Regions from separate parts of the Homo sapiens genome. Here region 1 is linked to region 2. The links are chromatin loops, found by intact Hi-C in ENCODE. Cell type or tissue: IMR-90. All regions are shown on one strand. Links, peaks and the distances in the headings refer to the core of each region. The heading gives the core; the rest is flanking DNA.

The links. A loop is a pair of places that touch in the nucleus more often than their neighbours do. Peaks named below come from ENCODE experiments on the same cell type or tissue, not always from the same donor. Only the 100,000 strongest peaks of a DNase experiment are listed, where the experiment ranks them.
Region 1: it touches region 2 in a loop (2.1-fold over the local background); 1 of 110 quality-filtered maps calls a loop at or near these places.

The regions. Positions count from the first base shown.
Region 1 is chr9:69,780,572-69,790,959 of GRCh38, forward strand. It overlaps LOC105376076 (a long non-coding RNA gene), which reads left to right. Exons shown (of 4, transcript XR_929910.3): 2 at 5,364-5,440; 3 at 6,548-6,655. Among named protein-coding and RNA genes, the nearest start is that of PTAR1, 26 kb to the left of the region's middle. In IMR-90, for the core only: a CTCF peak has its summit at 5,366 (motif pointing left); a DNase peak (open chromatin) is centred at 5,330; H3K27me3 peaks cover 211 bases.
Region 2 is chr9:69,565,349-69,575,736 of GRCh38, forward strand. All of the region lies in intron 1 of APBA1 (amyloid beta precursor protein binding family A member 1), which reads right to left. Among named protein-coding and RNA genes, the nearest start is that of APBA1, 100 kb to the right of the region's middle. In IMR-90, for the core only: no CTCF peak of the experiment used is centred there; DNase peaks (open chromatin) are centred at 4,623 and 8,513.

The DNA.
Region 1 (10,388 bases), core at 1,308-9,307, 220 kb after region 2:
CTCCTGTGTTAGATGTATATATATTCAGGATTGTGATATTTTCCATTGGACTGATCCTTTTTATCATTATATAATATCTCTCTTTGGGTTTTTTAACTGTTGTTGCTTTAAAGTATGTTTTGTCTGATGTAAGAATAGCTACTCCTGCTTGCTTTGGGTTTCCATTTGCATGGACTATCTTTTATCACCCCTTTACCTTAAGTTTATGTGAGTCCTTATGTGTTAGGTGAGTCTCTTGAAGACCGCAGATACTTGGTTGGTGAATTTTTATACATTCTGCCATACTGTATCTTTTAAGTGGAGCATTTAGGCCATTTACATTCAATGTTGCTATTGAGATGTGAGGTACTGTTATATTCACTGTGCTAGTTGTTGCCTAAATACCTTGTTTGTGTGTAGGTGTGTGTTATTGTTTTATAGGCCCTGTGAGATTTATGCTTTAAGGAGCTTCTATTTTGATGTATTTCGAGACTTTGTTTCAAGATTTAGAACTCCTTTTAGCATTTCTTGTAGTGCTGGCTTGGTAGTAGTGAATTCTCTCTAAACATTTGTTTGTCTGAAAAATAATTTATCTCTCCTTCATTTATGAAGTGTAGTTCTTAGCTGGCAATTATTTTGTTTGAGGAGGCTAAAGATAGGACCCCAGTCCCTTCTGGCTTGTAGGGTTTCTGCTGAAAAATCTGCTGTTAATCTGATAGGTTTTCCTTTATAGGTTACCTGATGCTTTTGCTTTTAAGATTCTTTCCTTTGTCTTGACTTTAGATAACCTGATGACTATGTGCGTGGGTGATGATTGTTTTGAGATGAATTTCCCAGGTGTTCTTTGAGCTTCTTGTATTTGGATGTCTAGATCTCTAGCAAGGCCAGGGAAGTTTTTGTTGATTATTCTCTCAAATATGTTTTCCAAAATTTTAGAGTTCTCTTCTTTCTCAGAAATGCCAATTATTCTTAGGTTTGGTTGTTTAACATAATCCCAGATTTCTTGGAGGCTTTGTTCACTTTTTAAAATTCTTTTATTTCCTTCATCTGATTGGCTTAATACAAAATCCTTGTGTTTGAACTCCAGAGTTCTTTCTTCTACTTGTTTGACGGTATTTCTCTAAGTGTGTTTTTCATTTCCATAAGTTTTGATTGTTTTTCCTTTATGATATTTATTTCTCTGGAGCATTTTTCATTCCTATCTTGTATTTTTTAAAGATTTCTTTAAGTTGGTTTTCACCTTTCTTGGGTATCTCTTGGAGTAGCTTAATAATCAACCATTTGAATTCTTTATCTGGTAATTCCGAGATTTCTTTTTGGATTGGATCCATTGCTGGGGAGCTAGTGTAGTCTTTCGAGGGTGTTATAGAACCTTGTTTTGTCATATTACCAGAATTACTTTTCTGATTTCTTCTCATTTGGGTAGACTATTTCAGTGAAAAAATCTGGACTCCAAGGGCTGCTGTTCAGGTTCTTTTGTCCCATGGGGTGGTCCCTTGATATGGTACACTCCCCCTTCTCCTAAGGATGGGACTTCCTGGGAGCCAAACTGCAGTGTGTGTAATCCCTAGGACAACTACCAAGAATATAACTCAAAAACTAAATACTGTAGGGCTGGGTGTGGTGGCTCACACCTGTAATCCCAGCACTTTGGGAGGCCAAGTTGGGTGGATCACATGAGGTTAGGAGTTCGAGACCATCCTGGCCAACATGGCAAAACCCTGTCTCTACTAAAAATACAAAACAAAAAAAAAATTAGCCAGGAGTGGTGGCGCATGCCTGCAATCCCAGCTACTCCGGAGGCTGAGGCAGGAGAATCATGTGAACCTGGGAGGTGGAGGTTGCAGTGAGCCGAGATTGCACCACTGCACTCCAGCCTGGGTGACAGAGTGAGACTCCATCTTAATAAATAAATACAGCAAAAGAAATGACAAGGTAACTTAAATGGTACACATAAAATAACTATTTAACATAAACAAAGGCAGCAATGGGGGAATAGAAGAACAAAAAGACACAAGGCATAGAAAACAAATAGCAAAATGCAGCAAACATAAATCATTACTTTTCAGTAATTACATTAAATGTACATAGAAGAAACTCTCCAATTAAAGGACAGAGATTGACAGAATAGACTTAAAAATAGATCCAACTGTATACTGTCTACAAGAGTATACCACTTAAATTACCTTGACATTCCTTTTACTGTATTTATTTTTTGAGTTATATTCTTGGTGATTGTCCTAGGGATTACAATTGAAATTTAATTTTATAACAATCTATTCAAAATAAGAACATAATTACAATCATATTAAAAAAAACTTTGCTCCTACAGATCCTCATCTCCTTCTCCTTCCTTTGTGTTGTTATTGTCATACAAATTACATCTTTATACATTATCTGTCCAACAACATTGACTATAATCATTCCTTTATAGAGCTGTTTTAAAAATTAGATTTTATAAAAAAGAGTTCCAAACCAAAAAATACATGCATGCAGCCTTTTATATTTATTTAGTTACCTTGACTGGTGCTCTTTATTTTTTCATGTGAATTGAGTTGCTATCTAGTGTTCTTTCATTTTCTCCTACAGGATTCCCTTTAGTATTTTTTGTATGGCAGGTGGGCCTCTGACAAATTCTCTCAGTTTTCTTTATTGGGAAAGTTCTTAATTTTTTCTTCATTTTTGAAGTATAGTTTTGCTGGATGATGAGATTCTTGGTTGATAGTCTTTCTTTCAGCACTTTGAATATGTCTGCCCACTGCCCTCTGACTTCCATGTTTTTGATGAGAAATTGGCTGTAAGTTTTATTAAGGATACTTTGTGCATGATAAGATGCTTCTTTGTTGCTGCCTTCACATTTACTCTTTGTTATTGACTCTGGCCAATTAGATTATAATTATATTGTTTTACAGATATATACATATATACATATGTATCTGTATATATATACATATATAATTATAATGTTTCTAGTTGTGGCTCTCTTTGAGTTTATCCTACTTGAATTTTACTGAGCTTATTACATGTGCTGATTAATAGTTGCATCAGATTTTAGAAATTTCCAGTCATTCTTTCTTCAACTATTCTTTCTACACCTTTCTCTTCTCTCCTTCAAAGACTGCCATGTTGCTTATGTTGTTATGTTTGGTGATGTCCCACAGGTCTCTGAGGCTTCATTTATTTTTCTTCATTATTTTATTTTTTTGTCCATTGGATTTGATCATCTCAATTTATCTATCTTCATGGTTCATGATGCTTTCTTCTACCTGCTTCAGTCTTTACTTGACCCCATCAAGTGAAACTTTCATTTCTGTTATTGTACTTTTCAAGTCCAGAGATTTTTGTTCCTTTTCTATAATTTCTATCTTTCTCTTTTTTAAAAAAATTTCTGTTTGGTGGGACATTGGTCTCATATTTTCCTTAAGTTATTTATTTGTTTATTTATTTATTTATTAGACAAGGTCTTGCTCTGTTGCTCAGGCTAGAATCTGGTGGCTCAATCATAGCTCACTGCAGCCTCAAAGCTCTGGGCAAAAATGATCCTCCTGCTTCAGCCTCCTGAGTAGCTAGGACTATATGCCTGTGCCACTGTGCCTGGCTAATTTTTTAGATTTTGTGGAAATAGGCTATCACTATGTTAGCCAGGCTGCTCTCAAATTTCTGGCCTCAAGTTATCCTTCTATCTCAGCCTCCCAAAGTGCTGGGATTACAGGCATAACCATTGTGTCTGGCCTCTTAAGTTCTTTAAACATGGGTTTCTTTACTTACTTTAACATATTTAAATTAGCTAATTTAAATTATTTGTCAGGTGCAGTGGCTCACACCTATAATTCCAGCACTTTGGGAGGCAGAGTCTGGTGGATCACCTGAGGTCAGGAGTTCGAGACCAGCCTGGCCAACATGATGAAACCCCATCTGTACTAAAAATACAAAAATTAGCCAGGCATGGTGGCTCACATCTGTAATCCCAGCTACTCTGGAGGCTGAGGTATGAGAATCAATTGAACCTGGGAGGCAGAGGTTGTAGTGAGCCAAGAGTCCACCACTGCACTCCAGCCTGGGTGACAGCGTGTGACTCTGTCTCAAATAAATAAATAAATAAATAAATTAGTTGTCTGGTAAGTCCAACCGTTGGTTTTCCTCAAGATAGTTTATTTTTACTATGTTTCTCCTGTGTATGAGCCATACTTTCTTATTTCTTTGCATATATTATAATTATTTTTGTCAAAACTTGGACATTTAAAATAATATAATATGAAAACGCTGGAAATCAAATTCTTCCTCCTCTGTAGGATCTGTTGTTGGTTGCTGCTTATTGTAGTAGATAGTTGTTTATTTGGCAACTTTTCCAAATTGATATGGTAAAGTCTGTATTCTTTGTTATTTGTTGCCAGTGAAGTCTCTGCTTAGCTAGGTTAGTAATCAAGTAATGATTGGATAGTGATTTTCTTAAATGCCTGCAACCAATAAGACTCCAAGTCTTTTCTGAGAGATTTTATATATTTGTGGTGGCATGCTTTCAACATTCATCCAGGCAGTTAACAAAAAGTTAAACTTTATGTTCTCCTTGCAAAGAGCCTCCATTTTAGCTAGAAGTGAGAGGGGTTGAACCTTCTCAGGATTTTCCTGAGTATTTACAGAGTCGTAAATATATGCTCTTCCTTCTAGATTGCAAGAATATGTTGAAGCTTTTCAGAATCTCCTACAGACGTCTAATTCCCCAGACTTTCCTTTTAACCTTTTTGGCTAGCCTGTTGTTGCCCCAACCATTGTATACAATTTTAGGCAATTGCCCTTAATTGTTTTTGACAAGTGCATCTTATATGGTTTGAATGTGTGTCCTCTTCAAATCTCATACTGAAATATAATTTCTGATCTTGGAGGTGTGGCCTAGCGGGAGGTGTTTCAGTCATGAGAATAGATCCCTCCTGAATGGCTTGGTGACCTCCTATGGTAATGATGAGTTCTCATTCTGGTAGTTCATGTGAGAACTGATTGTTTAAAGGATTCTTGCACCACCTCCTCCCTCTCTTGTTTCTTCACTTGCCATGTGACACACTGGCTCCCCCTTTGCCTTCTGTCATGATTGTAAGCTCCCTGAGGCCTTACCAGAAGCTGAGGACATGCTGGTGCCATGCTTGTACAGCCTGCAAAACCTCTTTTCTTTATAAATTACCCAGTATCAGGTATTCATTTATAGTAATGCAAGAAAGACTAATGCAGTCCCTAAGGATATGGCTGTTTACACTGAATGAGCTCTGAGTCAGATTAAATAAAGACAACTTTGTGGATGTGGTCTTCCAGGGAACCACCAACAGATAAAAACAACAATCCTCTGGGAACAGGGCTTTGAAGGAAGCTTAGCTCCATTCTTCCCTCTACAGGCTGCTGGTTTTCACCATGATTGTGAGCTGTTCATTTTCAAGGTGCTGAATAGCTGAGAAGGAAGAATAGGAATAGGGTAAGTTACAACAACACAAAGCTCACTGTTCTTATCAAGTTTCAGTTGTTTTTCTTGAATAAATATTTCCTATATTTTTGCATTTGATTAATTTCTAGAATTCTGAAAAATTCAGAAATGTCTGTCAAGTTTTGCACTGTTGCTCATCGCTTTTAGGTACAGAAAGAATTTTTGGAGTCTTTACTCGCCATTTTTACTGATGTCACCTAGCTTCATCCTTATTCTTGAAAGGTATTTTCACTGAGTTTAGAATTCCCATTTGGCAGTCTTTTTCCCCTTGCGTATTGAAGAATATCTCACTGTCTTTTTGACTCATATTTTCTCTGCTGAGAAGTCAGCTATCAGCATATAACTCCTTTGAAAGTTATCTGCTAGTTGTTTTTTTCTGGCTGATTTTAACATTTTTCCTTTTGTCTTTGGTAATACATAATATCAGTATGACATTTCTAGTTATGGTTTTATTTTTATTTGTCCTGCTTGGAAATCACTAGGCTTTTTAAACTAAAGAACTTGTGCATTTAATCAGTTCTATAAAACTCTCAGCCTATATATTTTAAAATATTGTCTCTGTACCCTCCTCTTTTTCCTTTCCTTCACATTAAAAGAATGTTGGAATTTTTCACCTTTTTTCCATGTCTCTTAGCATTCCTTCCATATATTCCATACTTTTGTTTCTTTTTGCCACATTTTGGATCATTTTATATGTCCTGTCTTTCGTTTTACTAAATTACTCCTTTGCAATATTTAATGTACTTAGAGTTTTAAATTTTATTATTATTTTTTAATTATACAAGTTCTTTTTTTGTTTTTCTACAAATATACTAGGTTTCGTTTTAGAACTCCTTGTTTTTTGAAAATACTTTCAGAGTTATCTTTTTATTTGTTCAAATAGACTAAGCATAGTTATTTTATAAACTGTATATAATAATTCCAATATCTGAATTCTTTGCTTATGTATTTCCCTAAATTCTTGTTTTGGTTATTTATTGCTCATGATATTTCTGCCTTCTGTGCTTATTATCCCTGAATAAATATTTTGGGGGATTCTTGAAAGCCCAGGATGAAAAATGCCTTTTTAATTAAAGGATTTGCTTTTGCTTCTTCCAGGTACCTGGTGCACCACCAGTCTGAAACCACCTTTAACCAAGTTCACAGTTTGGGTTCCCTGGATGTCTTAGTCCGTTTATGCTGGTAAAACAGAATACCACAAACTGGGTAATTTTAAATGAAATACATTTATTAGCTTATGGTTCTGAAGGCTGGGAAGTCTGAGAACAAGGGGCCAGCACCTGACAAGGGCCTTATGGCTGTGTCATCTCGTGGTAGAAGGGCAAAGAGAGGGTGAGAGAGATCAAGAGACTGAACTTGCAACCTCAAGCCCTTTTATAATTGACATTAATCCATTCGTGAGGGTGGAACCCTCATAACCTAAACACCTACCCTTAGGCCCCACCTCTCAATACTGTTGCATTGGGGATTAAATTTCCAAAACATACTTTTGGAAGGAGACATTCAAACCATAACACTAGATATAAACCATTAACAAAAAATTTGTGTCAGGATCTTAAGTTCTCTGGGATATTTTTCCTTTACCATTTTTAGCCTCCTATACTCTACAGTGTGCTAGAAGTAGGGATGGGAAATGTAATTTTGTGTTACATGTAAAGAAAATATTAACATTTTACATGTTTTTAAGGGGTCCTATATTTTATAGACAGGATTGATTTCTAGATTTTTTTTTAATTTTTGGTCTTTATTCTCTTATATGTTTGCCAAGTTTGTGAAGTCATATTGTCATTGGGTACAATGGTTCATTTGAAGTACACATAAAAAGGAAATTTGTCACAAAGTCGCAAATCACTAGTTGATGGATTTTTAGCTTAAAAAAAGAGAGGCATTTAAGAAAACTTACCATACAGCACATTAAGACAGCAGAGATTTCTATCCAGAACTTACCCAATGACCTTACTGAGGCGTTTTTTATTTGTTTCATGTCATTCACTAATTCCTAATTAAACACAAGTCGATTTTTGTGTATGCATTATAACAGTGTACTTTATTTGCAGAAAAGATGTTTCATTCTTAGCAATATAGGAAATTCTGAAAAAATCTTGGGCAATAAAATAATAGAGGTGTTTCTTTGCTCAATAATTTAATACATATAAGCAATGATTTAGGAACTATAGAGTTTTTAGCTTAAGTAACTATTAACTATTGGTGAGGTATTATAATGAGGGATGTTAATTTACTTATATGCTTAAACTACAGTGAAATATTTTATTAATGATATAGTGAATTACTGTAAAGAAAACTGTAATATAGAATTCTGAAGTTCTTATTCCCTTATTCCATTTTAGACTGAGTGACAAAATTACCATCAATACATGCAATGTTGCTCAGATTTTTAAATCACATTTTGTTTCGTTAATTTATCCAACTTTTCTTATTTTATAGGGAGCCACTGTATATAAAATTTCCTGTATGATAGACTTACGAAGACTTACTTAACATTATATTTTTAAATTTTATAACAGGCTATATTTTCACCATGATAAATTGAATTCTGCATTTGTGGTTTCTCCATGCTACAAAGAATGTATGTAGTGAAGCTTAGCTTGTCATATGGTGAACTGGTGAAAATGGCATCATGAAAATGGTGTCAACATTGTTCTCTAATGAAAGAGAAAAAGAGTAGACAAAAAACCTCTCATGGGAGTATAGAATACTTTTGGGGAAAAGATTCTGAAAAATCATTCAGCTTCTACAGTTTAGTTATAATGAATAGGAATCATGAATATTGAATATAGTATGACTTCAAAAAAAATCTTGCTTCCACTTTTTTTACTGCTGCTTAGCAAAGAAACGTATATTGAACTAAAAATATAAGCTAGTCTGTTCAGATGTATCTTATATTTTTAATGTAAGGTGGAAAGCTGGCTTACAGAACTTTTTAATGCACAAGAAATAATGAATGCTACAAAATCGTACAGACTCATGGTAATTATTAGCTTTAAAATTCCTGTATTTCATAAACTCTAGTTAAAATGACTTTGTGTTACTTGGGCAAATTTAATCTTCTGCTAATGAATATGTTCTTTACAAGAAAGTTTAAATGAAATATTTAAAATTCAGTTAAGATGGTTTAATAATTTTTCTCACATTTTTAATGAGATTTAATTTTGACCAAGAATAGTTCCGACCACATTGTACTCACAGCCCCCCAAAAGTCCATATCCATTTATATCTGTGTCAGAGTGAGTTAGATTTTTGTTGTCATTAATGACTGACGTATATTTGAGCCATAGGTTTTTGGTTATCATTAATGACTGATATATATTTGAGCCACCAGACCATATACAAATAATATAACCAAGTAATGTAAGTTTTCTTATAATCCTTTTTTTACTATTACAATCCTTAGGTAAGTCTGTAAGGCAGTGACAACTCAATACCAACATCAACAACAATACCAAGAAAGGATTGTTCCTTCTTACTGACTCTAACAGAGCTGACAGCTCTCTTCTCTTTCAACAAGAAAAGCGTTATTTCATGAACCTTTTTTAAAAAAGAATGAGTGAAATTATTTTAAATATTAATTTGACACCCTTCTTTAAGACTTATAGAAAAATTATTTTATTAAGGAGAGTCAGTCTGACTAGCAATAAACCTAAATTGTAGAAATAATTTCAGTATGATATCGTGTCTTTCAAGTACTCCGTATTTGGTAGCTGGAACTATTAAATAAGTATTTTTAGCTTGATGCAATAAAAAGATGAGGTTCATTTATGGTTAACACTATCTATCTTCACACAAATAATCTATTTGATGAAGTATTTCAATTGAGCAATATTTGTTGGGGATCTGCTGTAGGCATGGCAGTCCATCGGGGTGACAAAGCTGACCAAAACCTAGAACCTGATCCCAAAAACTTGTTTTTAGAGCAGATTAACCTTATCCACCGACAGTCTTATTAAGATGTAAATCTACTTTGCAAAGCAATAATTTCTTTTGAAATAGAACAAATGGAAACTTTTGCTTGTCCACTGATTGAAAGATTAAAAGCTCTTAATCAGTACTATTCTAATAAAGGAGACATAGCTTGTTTAAACAAAATGTATTTCAGACATTTCAGAAATCATATTTGGAAAAATACAAACTGCTCTCTGACACATTTTTGACTGTGTAAACTAGGACTCTTTCATTTCAAATTATAAACCTGAATTGGAACCCAATGCCATGCAATTCAATTCCTTTGTTTTTATTATAAGAGTAGTTAATTGATGCCTGTAATCCCAGCACTTTGGGAGGCTGAAGTGGGTGGATCACCTGAGGTCAGGAGTTCATGACCAACCTGGCCAACATGGTGAAAGCTTGTCTCTACTAAAAATACAAAAATTAGCCAGGTATGGTGGTGGACACCTGTAATCCCAGCTACTCGGGAGGCTGAGGCAGGAGAATCGCTTAAACCTGGAAGTCAGAGGTTGCAGTGAGCCAAGATTGTGCCACTGCACTCCAGCCTGGGAGACAGAGTGAGACTCCATCTCAAAAAAACAAAAAACAAAACAAAAAAAAGAGTTGTTAATTGCATGAGTAGCCAAATGTAGATTTTAGGACTAAGATGCCTTTTCAAAAATCTAGATTTGTCCTTCTAAATGCAAGCACAGAGTTTTACAAGCAAGCTCTCAATTCATTCCTGTAGCAGCCCCCTCTTATGTGCTATTCCACTTGCTGAGGTTTCAGTTACCTGTGGTCAACTGTAGTCCAAAGATACTGCAATATTTTGAGAGAGAGACAACATTCATATAACTTTTATTACAGTATATTGTTATAATTGTTCTATTTTATTACTAGTTATTACTAATCTCTTACTGTGCCTAGTTTATAAATTAAACTTGATCATAGGTATGTATATATAGGAATAAATATTGACATATAGGGTTTGGTCCTA
Region 2 (10,388 bases), core at 875-8,874:
CTGAGATTTACATACACGGCTGGTGAGAGGCCTTAGGCAGTCCTTAAATGCCAGCAGTCTCCAGCGAGCCCATCAGCTCCTATGACCTTAATCATCTACGCACCAGTGCTCCCGACTGTGTCCCTGCATCACACCTCTCCATGGAACTTCATACCCCAATAGGCAGCTGCCTACTGGCAGTCCCACACTGCCCACAAATGAGTTCATAATCTTCTACTCCCATCGCATTTCTCTTCCACATTATATTATTTATCCCAAGAAATCCCATTTCCACCATTTCAAAAGCAGTGCCATGGCAGCTGTCAATGGTTCATCCTCCCCTCTTATTCTCCGCGTCCAGTCAATTGTCCAGTCCTGTGGCTCTACATCCTCCATGTCATGCAATCCACCACTCCCCTCCATGTCCACAATGTCCACTTTCAGCTAGGCCTTGGCATGAGTCCTTACCGTTCTCCTCCCCTGTCTTTGCTTTTTTCTCAGAATATTCTGCACTCTGCAGCCAGAGTGATCTTTCTAAAATGCAAATGGAATCACGTCCCTCCTCTGTTTAGAACGCTTTGATGGCGTCTACGGCTCTCAGAGTGAGGAGCAAGCCCTGACCGTGGCCTCAAGGCCTGCCTGCTCAGGCCCCACCGACCAACCCAGTTTCATCTCTTACCACGTTCCCACCCCTATTCCCAGCTTCAGAACTCCCTGCCCTGCTCCTGCACACATGCAGGGCCCTTGCCTGGCCAGCCTCCGCTCATTCTCCAGAACTCAGCCAAAAAATCTAGAAATCCTTTCCTCAAAGATCCTTCCCTTGACTCTCCCAAACTGAGGTAGGTCTCCGTGCTGCATATCCCCATAGCAACATACACTCCTGTTTTATAGCACAGATTAGGGACATCATCAACAACATTCTCATGTGGAGGATTGCCTCCCATGCCCTGGTCTGGGGTCCCTTTGTCCTGGGTCTGCAGCCCTTCACCACGCTGACCATCATGACATTAACCCAGGGTGCTGTAGGTGTCTATTTGTAGGTGGGTTTCTACACCTGATTGCAAGTTTCTTGAAGGCATGTACTGGGTCTTTTATCTGCCACTCCCTGGTATCTGGCATGGGGCCTAGTGCTTATTGGTGCTTGGTAAATGCTGTTTGAATAAAAGATGATGAAAATGCTCTGATAGTGACTCTTACAAATATAAATCTGATCATGTCACTTTTCTGCTCAATGATTTCGCATCTCAGAATGAAATTCAAAGTCCTTTTCATGGCCAGTCAAGCTTTGCATGATTTGGCTCCTGGCTTCCTGTCTGATCTGCTCTCCTAAAACTCTCCTTTCTCAAGCACTCCAAGCTCATTCTCTCCTCAGAGCCTTTGCACCTGCGGCCCTCTCCACATGAACCCACTGTCCCCGAGGCGTCTTCAATGCTGGCTCCCCAGCTACATGCAGGCCTTTCCTCAGCTGTCCCCTACCTGCCCCACCCCACCCACCATCACACACAACTCCCCTGCTTGGCTTTATATTTCTTCAGTTATTATCTGGCATTATACACTTGCTGTTTGGTCACAGTCGGCCTCACCCTACTTGTGTGTCAGGGCTGTGAGGGCTGAAACTCTGTTCATGTTATTTCTTCCTGTATCCCAACTGGCACCAATTAGATGTGCAACAAATATTTCTTGAATGAATGGAGAAATACTCAAAACTGAATGGTCTATACACTTCAGTACTGTTTGAATTTTTTTTTACAATGATCACTTATTATAACAAAAACCTGTAGATTCTAGTATAGCATTATATATTCATTCAACAAGTATTTGTTGAATTCCGTAGAGCACAGAGAAGCGATCAATCATTTCCACACAGAAGAAACAATGCTAGAGCGAGCTCCTGAAAGATGGGCAGACACCTGCCAGAGAGAGAAGGGTGATTCCCACAGAGAAAACTGCACCCACAAAGGGGATGGCCAAGGATGGGAGAGGTTCTTCAAATGCTAAGGAAATTCCTGCCGCCCCCACCGCCATGCAACACAGAGTCATTCATGTAACTGGAATTCTTTTTTTTCCTTTCTGTGAATTTTTTTATTTTTTTATTTATTATTATTTTGTATTATACTTTAAGTTCTAGGGTACATGTCCACAACGTGCAGGTTTGTTACATATGTATACATGTGCCATGTTGGTGTGCTGCACCCATTAACTCGTCATTTACATTAGGTATATCTCCTAATGCAATCCCTCCCCCCTCCACAACCCCACAACAGGCCCCGGTGTGTGATGTCCCCCTTCCTGTGTCCAAATGTTCTCATTGTTCAACTTCAAGTTTTCTACATTTCTCATTAACTTTGAATCCCAGGTCTGGGCCTCACGCTCTCATGTCAGTCTGACTAATGCAGGGTTTCCAGCAGAGCTCAGGCCTGTCAGGAGGAGGTGCAGGCCTTCTTCAAATGGCACTGGGGTCCGGGACATCCTGTGGGGGACTCCCCTCCCCTCAGCACCCACCCTCCACCTTGAGCATCTCTGCCTCCAAGCTCGTTCCCCAGGGGTGTAGGAGAGTGCTGCCTCCCACAGGTATGATGAGGTGGGAGAAATGATGAAAACTCTTGGGCTTGTGTTGAGAATCCCAGGAATGTTCCAGACTTCATCCCCAGAAAACTCCCATCACCACTCCCAAAAAGTAGAGTCACACCTTTTGCCAAAAATGCTTAACAAACACAGTAAGTATGAGAAATGACATAGGATAAGGTCAGTCTACACTTCCTTGCAGTATGGACTACTAAACTGCCTGGGTAGGAGACACAGGAACGTTTTCCACGTAGAGAAGAGCAACAGAAAGCCACAAGGGCTTCCTGAGAATGTCCCCCATGCCCTATGTAGAATTTCTCATTTCTCAAAGCTCCTAACCAGAGTTGGCCTGTGATCACACTTCAACAAACACAGCAAGGGTTGGGGGCACTTCATGAAAGATCCAGAGTTTTCTCTTCACTTTAGGATGCATCATTCTCTCCTTTGAAAATTTAAATTTGAGAAGAAATAACCTAGCCAGGCATTCTACATTTTATGACTTAATCTGTTATTCAAAATAGAAGAGAACTAATTACATCTTCCATTTAATTACTACAAAAATACAGCCAGAATGCATGCATTATATCACATTTACGCCACCATGAAGAGAACCAACCTTCCCCCAGGCTTTGGTTGCCTCTACTGGAACTTTAAGTATTTCCGTGCTTCTTCCAGCTCCTCTCATTTTCAACCAGCAATGGAAGAGATCATATAAAAAGTGTGAAACTCATTCATATAAATCATTTATGATGTGGTCATCTGAGGGTCTTGATAAGCAAATCCACATGTTCAATGGAAGGTAACACAGCACAGTGGTCAAGAAAGGGAACTGCCATTTAACAACTGTGTGTACCCAGTGTTCTACGCCTGGGTCCTCATGTCTCAAACTGTGACATTAATGGTATCTACATGGTAGAATTATTGCAAAGAATAAGAGAAATGATGTGGGGAAAAAGTTTAGGATAGTGACTGGCATGAGAAAGTACTCAAAAACAGTGGCTCTATTACTTCCAGCTAAGCTTTTTAGAGGTATACGTGAGCCAGGATATAAAAACTGGACTTTCCACAAGAGCTGAGTCTTTGCAAGCTGCTAGGTCCCCAAAGTCTGGCAGCAGAAAAGGATGCTCAAAGCAAAAAGAGGTGAAATGTGAAAGAATGAATATTGAACAATTCCTTGTTGCAAGGCTCACTTAGCTATGGAACAGGCATCCGCTAGGGTTTCCGTTTGACCTCCTGTGGTGCTTCTTCCCTGAAAAGGAAAGTTAACTTGGTCACCTTCCTAGGGAGGCTGCATTTTTCATTCAGGTGTGGTTTTTCACACACCAACACACACACCCCACCCCACATCACATCCCTGAACTGAAAAAGTCTTCTAAAAGAAGTGATTTTCACGTAAGTGAAAGCCAAACAGAATTTGCCAAAGCTATTTGAGAGAGTGTGTGAGAATGTCTTGTATGTATTTATTTCCATACATTCTAGTGTACAGGAGGGCTATTTTGCCTCTCCCCTGCACCCTTCCCTTGATATATGGAGACATTTTTGGTTGTCACGTGTGAGTGTGTGTGTGTGTGTGTGTGTGTGTGTGTGTGTGTGTGTGTTACTGGCATCTAGTGAGTAGAAGCCAGGAATGCTACTAAACATTCTACAATGTCCCACACACAAAGAATTGTCCAGCCCCAAATGCCAATGGTGCCGAGACTGAGAAACCCTCAAAAAAATATCTACTTCTCTTATGCATATGGTTGAAGGTGACTGAGGCAACGTTACACATTTCTACTAACATGAAGAAACAGAAAACTTTGTCTGCAAGACTTAACATTCTTCTTGTGAAATAAACTCTGTTATAGGGGTGAATGCCAGGCTTAAAATGGAAAAAAATTTCTTGCCTTCTTCTGCAATAATACTGATTCAAAAATGGCCCAAAAACTTGCTAGAGTTTTTTTTTTCCTGCCTAGGCAGATATGAACAGCCTGAATTAAGCTCCACAAATAATTAAATCAAATTGCCAGGCATGTAATCTTCATTGTGGGTGAGTAACATTGTAAATTCTTGTTCCCATGCCAGGTAGGTCAGAATCGAGGCAGAGATTTTAAATGCATTCCAAGACAGAGAATCAGAGAATATTAATCAGGGATCTAAGAAGCTTGAGAAGGCACTTAACTCATTGCTTCTCCTTCTAGCAAAAGAGAGGTGGTGCAGGAGTCATCTGGAGCAATGAGAACTTGCCCAGAGTTTAGGACCTAAAGGCTACTGAACACATTTTAATAACAGTCACTTGCTTTATGCGATGGAAGTATTCACTTTAATATAAAGTGTACTGAGTGCCGACTCTGTGCCAGGCAGTGATGACATGCATGAGAGTGAGACACAACCTCCAGTGGCTGAGGATGGAGACATGTGCAAGAAAAGAATGACAGTGTGATTGCAGAGGCCAGCTGCCCAGTGTTCAAAGATTCCCAGAGAAAATACAAAGAAGTCACAATCTGGGGGAGTTAAGGATCTATTTGGATCCTCATGATCATATAGGATCATATTTGAGACAGCTGGTAATACTGTAATATATCCTTTCTCTTGAATTCAAAGTGACTCTCCCAAAATAGTTTGATCCTCTTTAAGCATCTCTTTTTCTGATATTTAGAGATTTATAAACAGATATAACATGATAGAATGATCCTCTGAAAAGGGACTAAGTAAATTATTTTGTACTAGGAAAAAACCTACCTTCTAATCAGTTTGCAGCTTTTTCAAGGAACTTTTGGAGACACTTTGAGAGAATAGCCCCCTTTGTCTTTTTTTTGTTACCTCTCACCCAACAAACACATTATATCTTCACTGTTATGGGCTAGATTGTGTATCTCTCTCCCCATATAACATGGTAAGTGCCATATACAAACATGAACAGGCTATAAATTAAATAACATTTCATCCCCACGGCGATTGATTACCAAAGCCTATGATTAGAACTTCCATTTTCCCTCTTGGTTTGTTTGTGACTATGTTCTGAAGAAAGAAATTCAAGTTAATAAATCAACAAGAACAACGTCAGCCTAATAAGACAAGTCTATTCCGGTTTTTATCACTTCTTACATTGACAAAGTAATTCTCCCACTCTCAGATAGGCGTGGATGGTGGATTCTAATCCCAGCTCTCCTTTCCTTCTCTCCAACGTGCATGTTTTCCAAACCCAAGCCTAGGGTGGGATGTCAAGCAGAAACACAACTTTTATTATCAACTGCTCACACTGTACACTGCACAATGAAGGAAAAAATGTTACCTGTTGAATGAATGCATGACAAGGGTTGAAAATCTTTAAAAAACTAAATTATAAAAATAACCACATTAGAGAAAAGGAGAAATTGCCCATAACCTCAGCATTAGTCATCTGTTTCCTGTGCCAGTTCTACACCGCTGTATCATAAAAGTCTATCCAGTATTTTTGATCCTGGCCTTTTTATCCATTTAAATAATTATTTACTCTATAAAAATAGCCATTAAAATGTATGTTTTCTGAGAACATTTAATATGCATAGGGAAATGCTTTCAATATAATGTTAAATAACAAATACTAAGTACAAAACTAAATAATATATGACTCTAATTTTTGAGTGTGTATATATTTGCACACACACACACATACATACACATAGATGGAAAGATATATACCAAAATATTAACAGTGGTTTCGGATGGTAGGATTACTTTTTAAATTATTACTTTTCTGAATTTTTTGACATTTCTATAACAAATATTTATCATTAGACAATGGAAAAAGTTCTAAATATCATATTAAATTTTTTTCTGTTTCTAGTGTTGATAACTATTATTTTAATGCTCATACAATATTCCATTAAATGGACATCACTTTTTAACTTAATTCTCTCTTGCAAGGAAATGTAGGCCATTTCCCATTTTGGGCTATTATAACTCATGCTTTGAACTTCTCCCTGTCTCCACATCCTAACTGCTTTATGTGGAAAACGAGGCTGTCATTGATTTGACCTCTGCCGACTGCTGCAATCTCAGGGCAGAGCTAAGGGCACAGGCATAGGAGTGGGATGTTCTGATCAGAATCCTGCTTTACCACTGCTTCAATGCACAATCATGAAATAAAACACAACAGTGGATAACGAGCTCCTGCACATTGAGGGCAGTCCAAGATAGTGCTGCTAGTGTTATTATCTCTTTTTAAAATTTGATTTATTTTTTAAATTCTAGGGTACATGTATAGGATGTGCAGGTTTGTTACATAGGTAAACGTGTGCCATGGTGGTTTACTGCACCTATCAACCCATCACCTAGGTATTAAGCCCAGAATGCATTAGCTATTTTTCCTGATGCTCTCCCAACGTGTGCCGTCCCCCCTGACAGGCCCCAGTGTGTGTTTTCCCCTCCGTGTGTCCATGTGTTCTCATTGTTCAGCTCCCACTTCTAAGTGAAAACATGCAGTGTTTGGTTTTCTGTTCCTGCGTTAGTTTGCTGAGGATAATGGCTTCCAGCTGCATCCATGCCCCTGCATCTCCCTCACTCCTACTCCTTCCCCAGTCACCTGAAGCTCCAGTCAGAAGGAATTATTTGAAGCTGACCAAATACTAGCCCCTGCAGCTATCACTGCCTTCATGTGTATTGTTCCCTTTCTAGAAACCCCCTCTCACTTCATCTCTACTGTGGCCAACTCACGCCCACCCAGTTCAAGTACCTATCCTCTTGTGATCTTTCTAGACCTCTTGTCTGGGCTAGGTGCCTGTCTTTGGGAGTCCTGGAGCCCCCAGTACACACCTCCATCTGAGCATTTGCCACATTTTGTTTGCCTGTTTATTTCCCTCTCTCTTCCACTAAACTGAAAACTCCTCCACATGAGAGCTGTGATCTCCATCCTGAATGCTTATTTACCACAGGGTTTCATAAACAGTAGATACTAAGCTGTTGGGTGCCTGGATGGCTTTTTGCCATGTTACTCATCTTCAAAAAATATGACTTTTGGTGGTTGCATAATATTTCACTGTTATAGGTTTTATGATTTAACTATTTTCTTTCCTATGCAGTCCCTTGTTTTGGGGTGGGGAGAGGTATTTATAGAGACCATCCCAGTACATAAATCTTTTTTAAGAATACAAAAAATTAGCTGGGTGTGGTGGTGTGCACCTGTACTCCCAGCTGCTCAGGAGGCTGATGCAGGGTAATCGCTTGAACCCAGGAGGTAGAGGTTGCAATGAGCTGAGATCGCACCACTGCACTCCAGCCTCGCGACAGAGCAAGACCATCTCAAAAAAAATAAATAAATAAAGAAGAAGAAGAAGAATACAATTTGGCTGGGCGCAGTGGCTCCTGCTTGTAACCCCAGCACTTTGGGAGGCCAAGGTGGGAGGATTGCTTAAGCCCAAGAGTTTGAGACCAGCCTGGGCAACAAGCTAATTTAAAAATTAGCTGGGTGTGGTGGCAGGCACCTGTGGTCCCAGGTACTTGGGAGACTGAGGCAGGAGGATCACCTGAGCCCAGGAGTTCAAGGCTGCAATGAGCCATGATTGTGCTACAACACTCCAGCCTGGGTGACAGAATATGATCCTGTCTCAAAAATAGTAAAATAAAATACAATTTACAGCATTGTTGTATTTACAGAATACAATTCACAAAATTGTTGACTTTGAACATCTTAAGATTTTGATTTTACATTGCCAAAGTGTAGGGTGTGATATCTTTAGATTCTAGTCCCAGTCTTTTGTATTTACTGCTGCGGTACTCTAAATGAACCCACTAAATAGCTAGTATTCATGTCTTCCCCTGCAAAACGGTATTCTTGCGAAGAGCTTCAGCAGTTTCTGACAATTTCCAAGCTGCAGCGCCTGGGTCCCTGGTGATGCACACATATTACTCTTGGAGGGGCCTCTGCTGGGGTCCTGTGGAAAAGGAAGACTCAGCTCCATTTCCTTGGCATTCTGCCTGCAGAGGCCAGACAGCTGGCTGTGAAATGGGAGTTCCTGAAACTCAGCATGATGACTTAGAAACAGCACTTTGATATCATTACATTCCTGTTCAGTGATATTTCCTCTCCTTTAACCCCAGTTATGACACCTTCTTTGAAACTTTGCCTTATTAGGTAATACGAAATTGGTGATACACAAACATTTTTGTCCTACAAAAATAGTAATTTATTTATGTTTGTATATGTGTGTGTACTTATATACATATTTATGTATCTTCAGATAAATGTCTAATTAATAAAACAAGTCCCCTAGATATATTTAAGACAGACAGGAAACTTTTACATGAAGATGGTGAACTTCAAAACATGGTGCATCCCCCTGGCCTTGCATAGGAATCACCTGGGTCCATACCGCCCTGACGAGCAGGCACAGGGATCTGTATTTTGAAAAAGTTCCCAGAATAGTTCTGAGCATGCCCAAGTTTGTGAACTATTACGACAGAGCCTCATTTTGTCCTATCTCTAATGCAGTGATTGCTTCTCCAACCAGTTTCCCCTCCTTCTGTGGACCTTTCTTCGCAAACAACTTTACTTGCTTCACTCCAGGCTGAAAATTTTGGTCAGCAGAATAGACTTGGATTAATAAATTCACATTAAAAAAAATCCTCTCTATATATGCATAGCCTGCCCCATAAAGCAAATGAATGTACTGATCTCTTTTTGGAACTCTGGAGAAAGAGATCCTGTGAGGTTTCTAGGGAACAAATGTTTAAACAGCATAAGGGTCCTCCTAATTTTTTGTAGTTGGTGTGCTGGTTTTGCTCTTATTTTAGGTAATATAAAAAGCATTCACAAAAACTTTACAAGTAGTTTTTTGAAACATGGATCCATTTATTTTCTTTCATAGAAAGTGAAAAAGCAGCAAAACAAGCAAAAATACTGCTTCGTGATAAATAATAAGCCAAAAAGACTATTTGCAATATTATGGATAGTGGTCACCTCTGGAGACAGGAGGGAAGCCAAGTCAGGGTAGAGCAGCACAGGGAGACTATGAAATGCCCACGGTCTATTCATTACTCTGAGTGTCCAGTGTATAGAACTTTACACAATTATTATTATTGTGACAGGGTTTCATTCTGTCGCCTAGGCTGGAGTGCAGTGGTGCAATCTCAGCTCATTGCAGCCCCTCAACCTCCTGGGCTCAAGTGATCCTCCCACCTCAGCCTCCCAAGTAGCTCAGACTACAGGTGTGCACCACCTCTCCTGGCTAATTTTTGTATTTTTTTGTAGCAATAGGGTTTCAACATGTTGCCCAGGCTGGTTGCAAACTCCTGGGCTCAAGCAATCCACTGGCCTCAGCCTCCCAAAGTACTGGGATTACAGGTGTGAGCCACTGCACCCGGCCCAATTATTACTATTATTATTTAAGCATAAAATATTATCAATATCGTGAAAATGGCCATACTGCCCAAGGTAATTTATAGATTCAATGCCATCCCCATCAAGCTACCAATGACTTTCTTCACAGAATTGGAAAAAACTACTTTAAAGTTCATATGGAACCAAAAAAGAGCCTGCATTGCCAAGTCAATCCTAAGCCAACAGAACAAAGCTGGAGGCGTCACGCTACCTGACTTCAAACTATACTACAAGGCTACAGTAACCAAAACAGCATGGTACTGGTACCAAAACAGAGATATAGACCAATGGAACAGAACAGAGTCCTCAGAAATAATGCCGCATATCTACAACTATCTGATCTTTGACAAACCTGACAAAAACAAGAAATAGGGAAAGAATTCCCTATTTAATAAATGGTGCTGGGAAAATTGGCTAGCCATATGTAGAAAGCTGAAACTGGATCCCTTCCTTACACCTTATACAAAAATCAATTCAAGATGAATTAAAGACTTAAATCTTAGAC